Regions from separate parts of the Homo sapiens genome. Here region 2 is linked to region 1. A link is an interaction called in ENCODE POLR2A ChIA-PET data of the cell type or tissue named here. Cell type or tissue: GM12878. All regions are shown on one strand.

The links. Peaks named below come from ENCODE experiments on the same cell type or tissue, not always from the same donor. Only the 100,000 strongest peaks of a DNase experiment are listed, where the experiment ranks them.
Region 2: POLR2A ChIA-PET joins it to region 1 with 8 read pairs; 1 of 35 experiments calls an interaction of 5 or more read pairs at or near these places.

What each region holds. Positions count from the first base shown.
Region 1 is chr21:42,526,448-42,528,947 of GRCh38, reverse strand. All of the region lies in intron 3 of SLC37A1 (solute carrier family 37 member 1), which reads right to left. It overlaps LOC107987299 (a long non-coding RNA gene), which reads left to right. Exons shown (of 2, transcript XR_007067878.1): 2 at 123-2,500. Among named protein-coding and RNA genes, the nearest start is that of SLC37A1, 14 kb to the right of the region's middle. In GM12878, no CTCF peak of the experiment used is centred here; a DNase peak (open chromatin) is centred at 1,027; H3K4me3 peaks cover 1,274 bases; H3K27ac peaks cover 2,331 bases.
Region 2 is chr21:42,186,937-42,189,436 of GRCh38, reverse strand. No RefSeq gene overlaps it. Among named protein-coding and RNA genes, the nearest start is that of ABCG1, 31 kb to the left of the region's middle. RefSeq lists enhancers at 801-960, 1,101-1,340. In GM12878, no CTCF peak of the experiment used is centred here; a DNase peak (open chromatin) is centred at 1,026; H3K4me3 peaks cover 322 bases; H3K27ac peaks cover 1,508 bases.

The DNA of each region.
Region 1 (2,500 bases):
TAACACTGGGAGAATTGGAACTTTCCAAATAACAAGTTTCCCACCCATAGTACATACTTCCAGCTTTTCAGACTTTGTTTTCTGTCTGCCACTGAGGATTATTTTATTTCATTTTTTTTTAGATGGAGTTTCACTTTGTCGCCCAGGCTGGAGGGCAATGGTGCGCTCTCGGCTCACTGCAAACTTCGCCTCCCGGATTCAAGCTATTCTCCTGCCTCAGCCTCCCCAGTAGCTGGGATTACAGGCGCCTGTCACCATGCCTGGTTAATTTTTTTTGTATTTTTAGTATAGATAGGGTTTCACTATGTTGGCCAGTTTGGTCTTGAACTCCTGACCTCAGGTGATCCGCCCACCTCGGCCTCCCAAAGTGCTGGGATTACAGGCGTGAGCCACTGCGCCTAGCCAGTTTTCTCCTTTTAAGTCCTGTGTGTCCAGAGAGGGGTGGGCACACTCACATTCAAATCAATGCTGCCATCCCCCTGGCTCCAGGGACCCCTGCAGTTTAAGCTTCTCCGGGAAGCCTCTGCTTTCAGGTTTCTTTTCTGGCCCAGTCCAGGTGAAAAGAGCTCGCACTAAGATCTCTGCTGGGAGTCAGACTCACCTGTCTACCAGCTTGGGCAGACGCTTGCCTTGAGTCCTGAGGCTAGGCCACAGCTGGAGCAGCAGATAGAAGGGACAGGGTTGCACTTATAACACCACTATCCTCCCAGCCCTGGTTTTATCATCATCATCGAGAAAAATACAATTAATCAGCAGTGATCAAAGGTAAGTCTAAACATTCCATTTAACTAACTTAAATGTGACCTGGTGTGCCGTGTCATTCTATAAATGACATAACAGAATAAGACTCACTTTCTAATTCACAGCCTCTGGTTCAATTTCAAGTAAGCAAATACATTTTGCTTTGGTTTTGCTTACAATATTCTGGGAAATGCAGGCTATAAATAATCACTCAACTGTTTTGTGGGTCAACAGAATCACTACTACTTTCAGTTTCGTTGATGCCATTTATATCATGAGCTCAAGCACACGGGCGCTTCAGAAGGCACTATAAAGTTTAGTTTTGATGTGGTGTGATGTTCTGATCTATCTTGAAAGGTAAAGAAACCCACAGGATTCAGCGTCAAGCCAATCCATGCCCAGGCACATCGCAGCTGCTAGGTCAGGAAATCTGTGCGTTTAGGAGGCTCTGAGGGTGATGCTGGGACTGTACTCAGGTAATTAAACCCGGACAAACCCTGAGGCACAGAGAGGATGAGTAGGGGCCCTGGAGGCAGCCTGACCCACAGGGAATTCTCGAGTGTGTGGCAGCCCTGCCTGGGGAACGAAGACCCGAGCCTCAATTTCCTCACAGGGGCACTCGCAGGGTTGCTGTGAGGATCACAGGGGTAATGTATGTGGCAGTTTGTCATACCCCAGGGCTCTGTAAGCGGCAGTTATTTATATTGTTACTTATGACACTGAACTAAGAGCTGACCCTGACGCCGCCTCCTCAGAAGCCCTAAGTCTTGAGTGGCCTGGACACCACTACACACGAGAGTCAGGGGCGGGGGCTTTGAGATGGACCACCAGGAAAGCCGGGAGAGGGACCGGGACAGGGCTCCCACTTGCTCCTGGCTCACAGGGGCCCTCATAGTCATCAGGTGGACCCCAACAGCTGTGGCCTGACAAAGATTCCCCCAAAGGCCAGCCCACCTTACACGCTACATCTGCCCCAACAGCCCCCCAGCCCAACAGGTGGTGCCTTCATGGAGATGCCCATCCCTGCACGTAGCACTCAAGGCAGTTCTCCCACCTGTAAAGCTGTTTTTCTTCCCCTACAATCCACACCCAACCTTTCTAGGTCAATCCTGAAACCCCACACAAGCTCCCCAACTACACCAGATCCTTCAACTCCAACACGCTCACCAAGTCTCTTCAATAGTCACTTCCATCTTTATAATTTACCATTTTCTTGAGCTGTTTGTATATTTCTCTAACCAGAAAGACAAGAAGTAGTAGTATTCAGATTTATAATGACTGGTTACTGGTACTGATTTGAGAGTTTCTTGTCAAGCGGATGAGTGTTTAAGGCCCACCACCTCTTTTCATATTCTTCTCTCTTAAAAACCACATTTTCAAAGGTCTGCAAACGTTTTCCACAGTCAACAACTTGAGAGGCATGGAAGTTTCTTGCTTATCAGGGGCCAAGGGGGAATTTTAGAATCTTTTGGGTAAATGAATGTTTAACATCCCCTGAAAGCTGCTGGAGAGTGGGGAACCTAGGACCGTCACAAAACAGCCAGCCTCTGCATTGCCTCTGCCGACCAGGGCTGCAGAGGGCAGCCACCCAGGGCTCAGCCACCGGCAGGAGTGGAGGAAGCACAGCTCCAAAGGTCACAGAATTGCAGTCCTGGAGCTGGGTCCCTGCCAACTCCCGGAGAGTGAGCGAGGGGCCACTGGGCTGTGAATGCACTGTCTCTGGCAGTGGATGATTTCCTCGTTCTTCTACGATAGAGAC
Region 2 (2,500 bases), 340 kb after region 1:
TCTTTTCTTTTTTTTTTTGAGATGGAGTTTCACTCCTGTCACCCAGACTGGAGTGCAGTGGCACAATCTCAGCTCACTGCAACCTCCACCTACTGGGTTCAAGCAATTCTCCTGCCTCAGACTCCCAAGTGGCTGGAACTGCAGGTGTGCGCTGCCACGCCTGGCTGATTTTTTGTATTTTTAGCAGAGATGGGGTTCCGCCATATTGGCTAGGCTGGTCTCGAACTTCTAACCTCAGGTGATCCGCCCGCCTCAGCCTCCCAAAGTACTGGGATTACAGGCGTGAGCCACTGCGCCCAGCCCAATCATTGTCAATTTAAAGTGTTTTTCATTCATAACTGTCCCCTAAAATGATAGGTGTCAGTGAGTCTGGGAACTTCTCCATAAGCAGTTATTGAAGGGCAAACAAATGATTAAAGCTCTCAAGGGGAGTTTCCTGGGAATTCTAGGATAGCAGAGGATCTTGGCTGACTGCGATATTCGTGCCACCCCATTGCAAGAGTGTGCACCATGGCACAGCTCATATCAGAGGCTGAGACAGGGAACTGTTGTCCCGGAAGCATTCACAGGGCTTGCAACCTGCTTCCCAGCAGATGCAAGTGTTGGGCCTGGAGCTCGTGTGGGAAGGACTGACTTCTGAACCCACAAACATCAACTTTCCACTGAAATCCACTGCAAAATGTCCATGCCTCTTAAATTGAAAAAAAAATCTTTTTAGCAACATAACTGAGCTCAACCAATATGAAGCAACCATATGTAGGACATCTTTTTGAATGAAGGAAGGAATGAATCAATGATGAACAGATAGATAAAGAGATAGATAGATGATAGATACATAGATAGGTAGGCAGAGAGAGAGAGATGATAGATTTCTAAATGAGTAAATGCCTTGCCCAGCCCCCTTCTCCCTGGGCTATGTCTGACTTCCGCTCGTGGTTTCCATCTTAGCCCACAGCCAAAGCTCTTCCTGGTTGCTCAGTCTTAGAGCCAACTTCTTAACTACTGGCTGTCTCGCTGTTGCAGCCTAGGCTGTGTGACTTGATCACAGGAAATACACTGGTTTCTCTTTCTGGCTGAGTTGTTGCTAACACTCCTGCAGCCCTTCTCTAACTGCAGAAGAGAAGGAGACAGTCGGCGAGGCCTCCACAAACTAAAAGCCTAGCAGTTCCAGACTGTGGGTGGTGGACAGTTTCATACTTTCTCCCAAGCAGATGTCTGTAAACTGCTTCCATTATTATGAAAGCAGTAACTACCTGTTACCAAGTGACTGCCCCGCGCTCAGCACTTTACTCTCAGCGCAGCCTAGCACTGTGGGGATTATTTAGGGTGGCTTTGCCAGGACTGGGAAGGAGGGGAGAGGAGTTCCTGGAAAGTGGGAATTTCAGTGCTAAAACCAGGACAAGTTGGTCCCTCCAAAGTGATTCCCATTTTCCAGGTGAGGTAACTGAGGCACAGAGGAGCCCCTGGCTTGTCTAGGGCACACAGCCAGTGGGGCAGCTGACTTCTGACCTCGTTTACTCTGATTCTAGGGCCTGTGCTAGGAAGCATGGACTTCCTCCTGCATGTTCGTATCCACATAGAACGGTCCAGTTGTCTTTCTCAATGGTCCAGACACAAGCTTTCGGGCCCTGGGTGAACCCTGAAAGACATAAGGAATAGACATGAGCTGCAGCGTTCAGCCCCCCTGTGGGGTACCCACCTGCCCCTGCTGGGGTACATACAATCTGAGTCAGCTGCCCCCACCAAAGGATGCCTCCCAATCTCCCCCAGCTCTCACCTCTACACCAGGCCTCCCCTCCATGAGCACGACCCTCACCCTGCTCAAACTCCTGCACCTCCTCTGACTCAGGGTACTGCCCTGTCCATGCCAGAATAGAACCCTATCCTGCTCAGCCCACCTCATGACTTTAGGACCAAATTATTCAGAAAACAAAAAGAAGCGGAAGATCTCTTTCGAAAAAATAGGATAAATTATAACAAAATAAAGATATATGAAACAATGCTTCTAGCCTTTTTCACTCCCAATGCACGTATCAGATACTTAAAAATTGGGTGTATTTCTGCTATGGACTCCCAAAATCCACGTGCTGAACCCCTGATTTCCAATGTGGTGGTATTTGGAGGTGCTGCATTGGGGAGGAGATAAGGTCACGAGGGTGGGGCTCTCATGTTTGGATTGGTGCCCTATACAAAGAGAGAGACACCAGCATGTTCATGCTCTCTCAACCCTAACCATGGGAGACACAGCAAGAAGTCTTCTGTTGGCCAGTCACGAAGAGGGCCCCCACCAGACCCTGACCCTGCCACCACCCTGATCTCACACTTCCCAGGCTCTGGAACTGGGAGCCTGTTGCTTTTGAGCCACCCAGTCCCCATGGCGGCCTAAGCTGACTGAGACAGAAAGTGGCCCTGAGGAGTGGGATGCTGCTGTAACCAAGAACCACAAATATGGATGCAGCTTTGGAGCTTGGTGATGAGTGGAGGCTGGAAGAGTTTGGGG